2 separate regions of the Mus musculus genome follow, and region 2 is linked to region 1. The links are chromatin loops, found by intact Hi-C in ENCODE. Cell type or tissue: left cerebral cortex. All regions are shown on one strand. Each heading gives the region's core, and the rest is flanking DNA. Links, peaks and the distances in the headings are about the cores only.

What was found. Hi-C counts contacts between places; a loop is a spot of excess contacts. Peaks named below come from ENCODE experiments on the same cell type or tissue, not always from the same donor. Only the 100,000 strongest peaks of a DNase experiment are listed, where the experiment ranks them.
Region 2: it touches region 1 in a loop (4-fold over the local background); 10 of 42 quality-filtered maps call a loop at or near these places.

Annotation. Positions count from the first base shown.
Region 1 is chr7:24,470,169-24,476,641 of GRCm38, reverse strand. Plaur (plasminogen activator, urokinase receptor) reads right to left here. Exons shown (of 7, transcript NM_011113.4): 4 at 4,588-4,743; 5 at 3,935-4,069; 6 at 2,286-2,432; 7 at 674-1,403. The coding sequence ends at 1,171. Among named protein-coding and RNA genes, the nearest start is that of Cadm4, 8.6 kb to the left of the region's middle. In left cerebral cortex, for the core only: CTCF peaks have their summits at 1,268, 2,550 (motif pointing left) and 3,477 (motif pointing right); DNase peaks (open chromatin) are centred at 2,547, 3,506, 3,823, 3,957 and 3 more places; H3K27ac peaks cover 518 bases.
Region 2 is chr7:24,561,996-24,568,468 of GRCm38, reverse strand. Xrcc1 (X-ray repair complementing defective repair in Chinese hamster cells 1) reads right to left here. Exons shown (of 18, transcript NM_009532.5): 5 at 2,775-2,933; 6 at 2,176-2,250; 7 at 1,969-2,080; 8 at 1,502-1,611; 9 at 1,325-1,430; 10 at 897-1,155; 11 at 543-659. Among named protein-coding and RNA genes, the nearest start is that of Xrcc1, 19 kb to the right of the region's middle. In left cerebral cortex, for the core only: a CTCF peak has its summit at 3,638; a DNase peak (open chromatin) is centred at 3,626.

The DNA.
Region 1 (6,473 bases), core at 462-5,461:
ACAGGTTCTTTCTTGTCCCCAGCAAACCCCAGGAGACCCAGGACTTTGCCTAGATTCTAACTTCCAATAACAGTTTCTGCTTAAGTCAGCACAAAGCGATTTTATCTCTTGCAGCTAAAGATCCTGTAAGACCAACTCAGGAGCCTGAGAGACTGAGGCCTAATACAAACCGTAGAATAGGACCTTGTGAGGCCATTTCTACATTCTGAGTCCCACTGCAAGGCATCATGGGAAAGGAAGCCTTAGCCTCGGTGTCTTTTGCGAGGCATCACGGTGAGACTATTTTCTATTTCAACTAGGAAGCATCTCATACAACGTCATCTTTGGCTCTCTGCTGCAGGGCATGATGGGAAATATAGCCTTGGCTCCCCGCCCCCCCACCCCCTTCCCCCACCCCCGTGGAAGGCATCAGCAATGATATAGACTGGGGGGCTGGGAAGACAGCTTTGTGGATACAGTACTTGGCTCCAGAAATAGGAGAACCTGAGTTCAGATCCCCTGTACCCATTTAAAAAAAACAAAACAAAACAAAACAAAACAAAACAAAAAAACCAGACAGTCTTAGTACCTCTGTGGTTATCGTGCTTGGGAGACAGGACGATCTGCAGCATCCTCTCAACCTGCATAGTCAAACCAGTGGGCTCTGGGGTTCAGTAAGAGACCTAGCCAGGCATGGTGGTACACACCTTTAATCAAAGCACTGAGGAGGTAGAGGCAGGTGGGTCTCTGTGAGTTTTAGGCTAGCCTGGTCTATAAAGTAAGTTCCAGGGCAGCTAGGGCTACATGGTGAGATCCTGTCTCAAAGCAAAAATCAATCAATCAATCAAACAAACAAACAAACAAAAAAACAATTCCCTGCTGCTCTCATCTTCCCAAGCTAAATGTGACAGTGGGGAGACCCAACCTTGTTCACTGGTACAAAAATCTTTTATATATATATTTATATAATAAATTAGAGCAATAACAATGATAATAATAATAATAACAGCAACAATATTATCTCAACTAAGAGGCCCCTGCTGCCCGCAGCCCTTGTTCCAATTCTCTTCTGGTTCATGGAAAAACTGAGGTCCAAAGAAGACAACACGAGGGCACACACATCCTCAAAGATGGAGCAGGGGGGAGGGAGTCAAAAGACCCTGGGTCCAGCCAGGGCTGCCGGCTCAGGAGTCAGGTCCAGAGGAGGACGCCCCATAGTCCGAGGGTCAGGAGCAGAGAGGCAATGAGGCTGAGTTGAGCAGGGCCTGGCCTGGGGGCGCCCCCTGTGGGGCTGTTACAGCCGCTGCCGTGGCAGCAGGAGACAGAGACGTTGAGGTGGGTCGGGAAGGAGTCTGCCACGTGGGAGCCTTGGCACCAGGAAGCCGTGGCGCAGCCTCTTACGGTATAACTCCGGTTTCCCAGCACTGAGGAAAAAGAAGAGTCGGTGAGTCCGAGTAAGAATTCTCAGGAAAGTGACAGGCTCCTGGTGGTGGACGCCATCGCCAACCACCAGTTCCCTGTTGGGAGCAGGGCTTCCCAAAGTGTGTTCCAGGAACCCCTGGCAGTGCCTCAGACTCACACCAGGATTGATTTCATAGTAACACTGAGATGTCATTTGGCCCTTCCAAGCTTTTTGTGTGTACAAGAGATACTTTTCCAGAGAAACCCCAGGACATGATATTGCAACAGGCGGAACACGAAAGCAGAGCCGGGGACCAGCTGTCTGCTATTAGAGCCAGACGGGAAGAGGGTTGCCACACAGTAAACAATGACAGCACTCTCTTTGCACTTTTTCATTATGAAAAACACAGGCACCCCCCCCCCATCAAAACTATTATTTATGAGACCAGCTATGGTAGTGCACACCTTTAATCCCAGCACTCAGAAGGCAGTGGCAGGCAGATCTCTCGGTTTGACGCCAGCCTGGTCTACAGAGTGAGTTCCAGGGCAGCCAGGGCGACAGAGTAAGACCCAGTCTCAAAGAGAAACATTAGGGTGTAATGAAGTGTATTATTCTTGTTGGCTCCACAGAGGCAAACTCTCTTGTTGCAATTTGTCCTTTTTGCAGGTAGACACCGCCTCCTCCCCACCCCCCAGACAGGGCCTCTCTGTATGGACCAGGCTGTCCTCAAACCCAGAGATCCACCTACCTCTGATTCCCAAGTGCTGGGAGTAAACTGTGTACCACCATCCCCAGCTAAAGTGTCGCCTTTACCATAGGAAGATCCAACCGGACCATCTGTCAATCAGTCTTATCAGCGCTCAGTGCCTCAGTGGGTCCCCTTCCAGCTCCCACAGGGCCTCACCATCTAAGCCTGTAGCCACCAGGCACTGATTCATTGGTCCCCGGCAGTTGATGAGAGACGCCTCTTCGGAGGAACACCCAAGGGTATTGTTCCCCTCACAGCTGTAACACTGGAAGCCATTCGGTGGAAAGCTCTGAAGATCCAGAACTTAAAGATGGAAAAAAAAAAAAAAAAAAAAAAAACGACAGGGAACGAAGATGAGCACTGGGTCTATGCAGCCATCCATCTGCCCACACTCAGCCTGAGGTGATAGGGCGCCACCTGATGGTCATGCCCAGGAACTGCATTCTTTTGGCATTTGGTTCTCCAGGGTTGAACTCCACTCACATCTAGCTAGGCAACTGATGGTGGACCCTAACAAACTATGTATTATCAAACAGGCCCCACTCTCTAAAAAGTTACTAAACAGAGTTGTTCACTGTAGTATCCACTGGCTACCTGTGTTTCTTAAGGTTTAAATGAATTATTGTTAAATATAGTCCTCGAGCTAATGAGATGGCTAAGCAGGCAGAGGAGCTTGCAGCCAAGTGTGATGATCTGAGTTCAGGCCCCAAGACCCACATGGTGGGAAGTGAGAAATGACTTCTTAAAGTTGTCTTCTGACTCCTACAATTAAACTACGGTATGCTCATGTGCGCTCGTGTGCACTCATACACACAATACAAATTTGAAAACTATAAGTATGTGTGTCATCAGATCCCTTGGAGCTGGAGTTACAGGTAATTGTGAGCTGTTCCACCATGGGTGCTGGGAACTGACTCCAGATCTGGTATCTACTCTTAGTAGATGGTGCTGGGCCATCTCTTCAGCCTTCAGTACAAACAATGTCTATTACTGTGGAAAGTGATAGGGTCTCATGTAGCTGGGCTAGCCCTGGAACTCACTGTATAGGAGACAGCTTTGAACCTTTGAAGCTCCACCTCTGGCGTACTGAGATTGTATTTAGGTTCAAATTAATTAATATGAAATAGTAAGTTTAGGACTGAGATGGCTCAGTGAGTGAAGATGCCTTCTGACAAGTCTGAGGACCTTGCTGAAATGTGTAAGACCCTGGCTTCAACCGCCTGCCCCAGGAATCAAAAGCAGGGTTTTGCAGAACATTAACAATTTTAAGCACATTTATTTATTTTATGTGTATGAGTTCTTGCCTGCACCGGTGTCTATGTTCCATATGCATGCAATGCCCATGGTGTCCAGAAGAGGGCACCAGATGCCCTGGAACTGTGGTTACAGATGTGAGCTGGGTGGGCACGGGGACTCAAACCTGGTCGGTCCTCTGCAAGAGCAGCCAGTGCCTTTAACCACTGAGCCACCTCTCCAGCTCGGTTTATAGAAGAGCTATATTTCTACGAGATTGCTATGAAATGGTTTCCTTGACCTTAACCTCATGCTGTGTTGGGATATCACGGTGGCTTGGACAGCCTGGCTCTGTAATCTCAGGACACACAGCTTTGTCAGCAGACAGTCCCCACCCAGAGTGGGCAGAGCTGGGGCATGGAGAATTGAGTGACTCAGTAGCAGATTTGCAAGTCAGGGCAGACCTCCAGGAGAGGCGATACTTATGCTGTTTGAACGGACTTAGGAGAGAGTGAGGAGAGAGAGTTGTAGAAAGAGACAGGAATGTCCACTTCATCTTTCCTGCTCCTCACCTGGGCCACCATTGCAGTGGGTGTAGTTGCAACACTTCAGGAAGTGAAAGGTCTGGTTGCTATGGAAACCTGCTGTGCCTGGGCATCCGGGAAGACTGCCACAGCCTCGGGTGTAGTCCTCATCCTTCAAGCTCCCTGCAGAAGGCAGAGGGCAGATCCTGGTAAGGGGCTGGGTGTTGATTTGCCCCCTTGCGCACACCCCTTTTATCAGAGGCCCTTGCTACTTAGGGTAACTTCATCCTTAGCCAAAGGGCTTCGTGTTCCTTTTCCCCTTTGTTATAGATAAAGGAGGCCCGAACGATAAATAGATCCTTATGCGTTTCTGGGATTTCTAGAAAGAAAACCCTTACAAAACAAAGGAATTTTGGGGCCCTTCTTTCCCCTTTTCTTCTCTCTGGAATGTGGACACCAAGTCTGGAATTATGGTGGCCATACTGTGCCATGAGGCAGTCATCAGAACGAAAGCAATATGGGAGACATGATAAGGTAGCTGGGTTCCTGGTCACTCCCAAGCTGATCCAGTGACCGGGAACTTCCAGTCACTGAGAATGTTGGTCCCGTGACTGTGTGTGGATTCAGTTGTCTCTTGCTTGCGCTCTGCTCCCAGGACTTGAAGATCTCTACTAGGAGTTGCCCAGCAGATGGGAGCTTACTTTCTGTGCTCTGGAGGGTCACCACTTCAATACAGTGCTCTGTAGGATAGCGGCATTGCAGGCTTTGCTCCCGGCCCCTCTCACAGCTCTGGTCCAAAGAGGTGCAGGACGCACACTCGAGGTAACGGCCCTGGGGGAAAGCACGGCCTCGGGCTCCTAGGAAGAGGAGAGAGTGGCGTGTTGGCGGCCAGGTCCTGCAGAGAACTCCACTCTGAACCTGGCAGCCAATCACCAAGCCTACTTATCCCAAGTCCTTCTAGAATGAATCCTGTCCTTTCCCGCCTTTGGTACTCCTCAATACGAGCGTCTACGTGGTTCTAGCCACGCCCATCTCCACTCCAGTTCCTCTCAAATGGCCCTAAAATGAAGTCTTTAAAGCACATCTAATCCAGTTCTCCTCTGCTCAAAACCCTTCCAGAGCTCCCTACTGTTAGATTAACAGCCAAGCACATGAGTGTGGCATTCCAGGCCCACTGAGGACTGGGTCCCTGCCACCTGTCCTGCCCCATCTCCAAGTGCCAGCCTCTCCCAAGCTCTCTTCCATACTGGCTCCACAGTCTTAGCACATAGACCCTGAGCAGCACCAGACTTCTTGATAGTCTGTTGTCTCTGTCTAGAACACCCTTCCTTTATTCCTGGTCTTTCCCAACTCCTCCTCATTCTGCATCATTCCTAAATAGCACCTCTTCTAGGCAGGGGCTCTACCACTAAGCCACGCCCCCAGCCCCTCACTGGGGGATTCTAGGCAGGGACTCTCCCACTAAGCCACACCCCCAGCCCCTCACTGGGGGATTCTAGGCAGGGACTCTACCACTGAGCCACGCCCCCAGCCCCTCACTGGGGGATTCTAGGCAGGGGCTCTACCACTAAGCCACGCCCCCAGCCCTTCACTGGGGGATTCTAGGCAGGGGCTCTACCACTAAGCCACGCCCCCAGCCCTTCACTGGGGGATTCTAGGCAGGGGCTTTACCACTGAGCCACGCCCCCATCCCCTCACTGGGGGATTCTAGGCAGGGGCTCTACCACTGAGCCACACCCCCAACCTATTACTGGGGGATTCTAGGCAGGGGCTCTACCACTAAGCCACGCCCCCAGCCCCTCACTGGGGGATTCTAGGCAGGGGCTCTACTACTGTGTTGTATTAGTAGCCCCTCCCCCTTTTTTGATACAAGGTCTCACAATGTAACCATAATACAGAATCCGTTATCTCCAGCTATCTCATGGAACAGAACTATCTCTTAGCTTTGCCTTTATTTCCAAGACAGTCTACCTGGAATCACAAATTATCACTCACTGATGGATGACCCGAAAGGCCAAAGCCTCACTTGATGGATCCATGGTAATCTTGTTTTGCTCAAAGCTTCTAACTGAGGCCAACTGGATGGTTTTCCCTGGAAACACCATGTCATCCCTTGCCCAGGCGTTGGCTCACACCATCCTGTAGCCTGGCACGGCCTCTCCTTCCTGACCCAGGAGATCAGAGCTGTGTCTGAGCTGAGTCAGTCCACTGGCAGGCGCAAGGCAATTAGGTGAATCACTCCATCCAGAGCCAACTCATCTATCTCATTCAAAGAAAAATGCCTAAAAGGCCCACAGCCCGCCTCTTCCCACAAACTTCCACGAAAACCAAAAGCAGAACTTCTTCAGGCATGGTGCTACATTCCCGTAATCCCTGGACTTTTGGTGGACTTTGGCTGGGGCTAGAAGATTGCAAATTTGAGGATAGCCTGGAGTACACAGGAAGACTGGGGCAAAAAAAAAAAAAAAAAAAAAAAAAAAAAAAAAAAGCCGGGTGGTGGTAGCGGCGCACGCCTTTAATCCCAGCACTTGGGAGGCAGAGGCAGGCGGATTTCTGAGTTTGAGGCCAGCCTGGTCTACAAAGTGAG
Region 2 (6,473 bases), core at 577-5,576, 92 kb before region 1:
CCTGCTGTTGGCAGCCAGTGGTTCTTCTCCCGCCCACTGCGTCAGGAGATGGATGCTCATGCTGCCCATCCCTGCTTGCTCTGCAGCCCTGCATGCCCTCTGCCTGGCTGCTACCCATGCTTCTCATCCCGCGATCACTGTGCCCCTCCTGAGCTCCTCAAAGCTGGGCTCTAACACTTCTGACCCACTCGCTGAAGTGAGCACAGGGCTCAACCCCAGCGTCCTCACTTCAGTCACAGCTCTGCCTGGCACCCAAAGGATGCCAAAGGATCAGTTCTGAGGAATGGCATACAGCCCTGAGGCTCCCTTCCACCTCTGCACAGCCACAACCCACAATGTGCACAAAGCAGCCGTCATTACAAAATCCAGTGGCCCACCCAGGCTAGTGACTTCCCATCTGCAGGCCCAGCCCGTCTTTGAAAACGGCTTATGTTGGTTTGAGATCGCCTGAGCTACCCAGCAGGCCCCAGGCTCTTCATTGCCTGCTCTGGGCTAAGAGGCAGGTGTGTGCGCTGCCTAAGAGGCAGGTCGTGGGGCCTCACCTCCGGGAGGGCAGCCGGCGCCGCATGTGGTGACAGTCCAGCACCCACTCTTTACGCACAATCCGGCCTCCAAGGCCCAGGACCTGGCTGTATTTGGGAGTGTTGGCAAAGGCACAGCTGGGAGATGCAAAACAGGAATGTCAGACATGATCTGATGGACAGCTGAGACAGAACAGAGATGGAGCTTAGGGAGGGACGCAGAAAGCTGAGAACTAAGGGGGTAAAGAAGTGGGGGCTGGAGGGCACAAAGAAGCAGGGAGGGAGGATAGCAGAACAGGGACAGATGAAGCTAGCGGGGGCATGCAGGGTAGGGCAGGGCAGGGCAGGGAACCGTGTGGCAGGTCAGAGGCCTACATGAGATGTGTGCTGTCTGGGGTCCAGTCTGGCCGATACTTGGCCCCCAGTTCCAGGGCCTTGTCCCGGAGCTCTGAGCGGAAGGGGTTCTGGAAGCCACTGAGCACCACCACCACCCCTTGCAGGATCTTGCCAAGCTCTTGGGGTCCAGTGCGAGCCCCCCTAGGCTCTGTGCCTTCTCCCCGGGGCTTCCCTGGGACGGCTCTCTGTGCTGGGGTAGAGGCTGGAGCTGCAGCTGGAGTACGACTAGGGACAGACACTGGGGAGAAAAGAACAGAAATTAGGTTGGTGCCCCATCGAGCCCCAGCTCTTACAGGAAGTCAGGCTTTCCGCCTCCCTTCTTAGGATGGCAGGTTCAAGACCACAGCCCTTCCCTCATGACACACAAGCCAGGGTCACTACAGAATCAAGGAATCCAGTTTGCTTACATTTGGGTCTCTTGAGGGTGGATGGCCCTGCCGAGGGTTTGCTGGGAGGTTTCCTGTCTTCTAGACTCAAGTCCAGTTTTCTCTTCCCTTTGGGAGGCTCCTGAGGCTGAGGAGGTAGAGATGGGTTGGCTTCCGGCTCTCCTCATTCTCCACTGCCCCAGCGTCTGATGACCTCACCTTGGAAGAGCTGCCCACAACCTTGGGGACTGGAGAGGCTGAGGAGGCTGCACTAGAGGCCTGCAGTGTAGCTGCTGCATAGCTGGGTCCTGCTGGGTCACTCGTAGAGGCTATGGAAGGACAAGTGGACTGAGGGTGAGAGGGCAGGGCCACAGTCACCTTAGCTCCCATCTATCAGGTATCAAGTCACTCTCACATCCAGAGGTGACCCAGAAGTTTAGATTGTACCCCTGACTCAGTAGTCCAGGCCCCAGCCCTCCTCCCCAGACCTAGAGACCTGGCCATGCCCTCAGCTCTCAGGCATCATACATCCTAGGCTGAACTCAAGACTTCCTACTTAGCAGAGGAGACCTTACACAGCTGGCCCTCCTGCCTTGTCTCCCCTGAGCGGAGATTTCAGGATTGGGCTCTATGCTAAGTAAGCACTCCACCAACGCCATCCCTAGCACCCCGAGTCCCACAGGCACCTGATGACGTCTTGTTGATACGACTGAAGAAGAGAGCCCCTGGCTTCAGGGAGTTGGCACTGTCATCCTCCTCTTTCACACGAAACTGGCCGAGCTTGGTCACTGTCACCTTCTAAGGTCCCACAAGGTCAGTGCTGTGAGAAGAATGCTGGCAGGCAGGGGTGGAGAGGCAGGGAGAGGCTCTGGGGGGTACCAGGTACAACTTACCTGAGATGTAGCCTCTGCCTCATCTTTGTCAGGAGGGCTGTGAAACTTCACAAAACTCAGGCCGTATGGCGAGTCCTGGAACAGAGGGCTGGGTGTGAGGGTGTCTGAATAGGACAAAGCTAGGCTCTCATGCCCCTTCACTTAGGGAAGCCCTTTATGGCTCAGTTGAAGCTGGTGCCCAGGGAGCAATGGTGGTGATGCTGACATTAAACCTCACTGACCCCTAACTGTGGACCAAAGTCAGGGCTCACCCCTCAACCTGCACCGCTCTTTGACCCTCACTGCCAATGGCAGGTAGCGAGTCCACTTCTGTGTGCCCAATCTCTGTCTGGAGCCACTTCTGGAATGCAAAACTACCCCGGGCTCTTTGCTCCTCCGCTGTCTGGATGCAGAAGCAGAAGTAGGAGGAGCCTGAGTTCCGGGCCCCAGTATGACAGTAACAGTGATACCAAACAGAGCCTGACGGGCCTCAGCTCACCCCCTCCAGAGAACCAAGCTGCCTGTCCCAGGAGGACCTGACCTGAGCAGTCCCGAGCTCAGGATGGGCCTCCGCAGACCTCCCCTTGCCCTGGGCATGCCTCAGCTTTTACACCATGTACCTTGCTGTATGGCTGGCTGCACACAATTTTAACACGGTCCCAGCGCTTCTCCGCTGCTGCCCGGACTAACTTGTCAGGTCCAAAAATGCGAACACGGTTGGGATTTGAGCCACTTCGGCTCTCAGAGGGGGACATGAAAGAGGAGGTGACCAGAAGGACCTAGGTAGAAGACAGTGTAAGATGACACCTCTAGGAGCTGGGTGCATGGGCATGGGTGTGTGGGCACATGTACCATGTGGAGGCAGGGGAGGACTGCTGGGTGTCTTCTCCACTGCTCTCCGCCTTACTCCTCCAACTTCGGTAACAACTGCTGCCGTGACAGATTTTTTTTTTTTCAATTTTTGCATTGTTCTTGGACACTATCCATGCATGTATGCAATTTGTTTTGATCATATTCACCCACCCTTCCTTGACCCTCTCCAACTCCCTGGGGACCCCTTCTTCTTCCCAACAAGCTCTCCTGATTTTGTGTCTTGGTTAAGGTTTGCTGAGTTTAACAGGGCTGTTTGCATGATGTGGGGTTGTCCCCAGACATGCTGATTTCAGTTCTCCATAGTGAGGTCACCAGGCCATATGCAGTCCAGACAAATTTTCATGTAAAATCAGGCAGTACAGAGGACCACATGCCCTAAGGGACTGTCCCACAGAGGCATCTTGGTGAGAGGTACAGTACTCAAGTGCCCTATGGACATGCGTGGTTGAGTTAGCTCAAAGGCCAGGAGTTACAGGATGTCAGAAATAAGATCAAATCCAAAGATGGAGCACAGCAGCATCAAGAATTAAGTGATGCTTCCGGCCCACACCCTCAGGCTGGGGCAGCTCTGTGGAGACAGCTCTGGTGGCCAGCTGTGCCTTACCAGGCTCCGTCAGCAGGAGGAGCTAGAGAGGCTGCACGCTGCAACCTTGCCCATCTACAGGAGCATCACCCCAGCTCCTCCTGATGCAAGGATGAACCCAGTTTTCAGCACCCCATACTAACCCCTCTCTTGGGGCCACCAGCAGTAGAAAGGGAAGGGCACACCTGCTCAGCCCCCGTGACCCTTCCGCACTGTGACAGATGTTTCTATCATTCCAACCTGCTTTCTGTTCCTCACCCCAGTGGGGACAACAGCTCTGTCTTCTCTTCATCAGAACCCAGGCTTACAGTAACAGTTGGTAACTACATTCTTTCATTCTTTTTTTTTTTTTTTTTGGTTTTTCGAGACAGGGTTTCTCTGGAACTCACTCTGTAGACCAGGCTGGCCTCGAACTCAGAAATTCGCCTGCCTCTGCCTCCCGAGTGCTGGGATTAAAGGGCTGCGCCACCATGCCCAGCTGGTAACTACATTCTTACATAAAAAAATTCAGTCCACAAAATAATGTGCACATTCTCTGGCTGCAGGTGATGGCAGGCCCATCACAGAAGTAAGAACGAGTGGGTGGCCCATAGGGGTCCCAGAACCCACAAACCACACACTCTGACTCAGGAAGGCAGCATATACTCACACCCTCAAACACACAATTGGCCTGCTTAAGATCAGCTCAAGAAAACAAATGGAGATACTGACGCAGATGAAGGAACAGATGACAATCAGAACTGACCACATAGTTCTGGACCATGAAAAAGCTGTGTGCCCAAACCAATGGAATCATGACCAGTGCAAGCAAGCCCCACCCCTCTGCCAGCAGTTGGACCAAGATACAGCTCTGGCCAATCAGAACACAAAGAAGAGGGGTCGGGTGGGGGGCGGGCCTATAGTTCTAATACTCAGGAGGCAGAGGCAAGATCACTAGTTCAAGGCCAGTCTGAGCTACACAGTAAGGGAGTGGGGGGAAAGGATGTGGCTCAGTTGGCGTTTGCCTAGCACACAGGAAGCTGGAGCCCAATCCCTGTACAGCAAGCATAACTGGAACATGGTGCCAAACACTTGAAATCCAATTCCTTAGGAGGTGGAGGTCGGAGGGTCAGAAGGCACGGCCACCCTTAACTGAAGAACTAGGTTCCAGGTCAGTGAAGCAGGGGATTGGGGAGCCAGTGTGAGGCCCGATCCTGCAAGCCTGTCACTGGCACTTGGGGGTGCTGGCAGGAGGTTAAGCATGCAAGGTCAGGTAAGTTTGGTCTACATAAGACCTTTCCTCAAAAAACATCCCAGGGTGGGGCAGAGGATGCAGGGAAATGGAGGAGGAAATAGGAATGACGGGAGGGGGAGGCAAACCAAGGCCACGGTGTTTCTCAAGCCACCTGCTGTACTTGCTGCTTCCGAAGCCACTGATGAGATAGAGCAACCGCAGTCACTTCTGACCACTGGGCCAAATCCGAAAGAAAGCTACCAATCAAGCTACCTCCCCCAGCCCAAACTGTCAGAGCAGTGCTGAGTCTGCCTGGGGCTAGCCTTCCCTCCTGAGGACAGAACAGGTGTTCCCTGATGCTGTAAGCAATGTTCAGTTAGGCTTATTCTATTTATTTCACCTCTTTTTCCAACTGACATACTGAAAAATTTATAAAATTAGAAAATAAAAGCCTTTTACTATGGTTAAAAAATATAACACTATGCCTCTTGGTGCTCAGCTGGGGTTGTGAAAAAGAAACAACAACAAAAACATACAGAACAGAAGCCACTCGCTGGCTTCTTCTGCACTTGTTACAAAGGGCCAGAATCTCAAGTGAACTACTGGGCTGGATTTTGCATGGTGAGCGTGTGTGTGTGTGTGTGTGTGTGTGTGTGTGTGTACAACCAACAGCTGGGAGCTGTTACCAACACTAAGTCACTAAGTGGCAGGGAACCCCAAATGTCTCGCCTTATTCACTGTAAAGAAAAAAACCACTCTGGTTGTGACATTGCTTTTCTGCTTCCTTCCAAAGACAACCTTTACTCTAGTCTGGGCTACCTTCAACTCTAGTGAATCTCTCTTATACAATTTTTTGTATTGGAGATGAAAGCTAGATTTTCACAAATGCTAGGCAGGGGCTCTACCACTGAGCCACGCCCCCAGCCCCTCCCAGGGGGATTCTAGGCAGGGGCTCTACCACTGAGCCACGCCCCCAGCCCCTCCCAGGGGGATTCTAGGCAGGAGCTCTACCACTGAGCCACATCCCCAGCCCCTCCCAGGGGGATTCTAGGCAGGGCTGTAGAGGGTGGTTCTGATGCTCTGATCGGGAATCTGTGTCTATTGACACTGAAGGTCCTTGCTCCCAGCTGGAATTTAATCTATCAGTAAAGATGGCAGTAGCCAATGGCTGAGGATGGGCTGGGTAGGACTCAGAGAGAATGGGGGACTAAGAGAGAGGAAGAAGGGAATGCAGTAGTGGCAGGAGAAAAGCCAACCAGCTTTTCCAAGGAAGTGGCCTCTGAGACCACATTCCCAGTCTACAAGTTATTTCCAATCCAGTATCTGTGCCCTCCTTTACACGGAACATGAGGAACAGGCAGCATGTATATAAGGAGGAATGCAAAGGAGTTTTAGGCTCATGCACACAGAAATGTAAAGAGCTGCTCAGGCACACCCTTGGCTCACAATGAAGACTTCTAAGCAAACACTACTCCACCATGGAGCTCCAGCCTCAACTTGCACCCCATTTTTCTTCCTGTTTTAATTTTAAAATTTTGGCCAACTTGCTCATGCTGGCCTCAAGTGCTCTATGTAGCACCCTAAACTGGCCTTGACTTGCAAACCCCTTCTCCCTCTTCCAGAGTAGCTCGAATTACCTCCAAGCCAGTC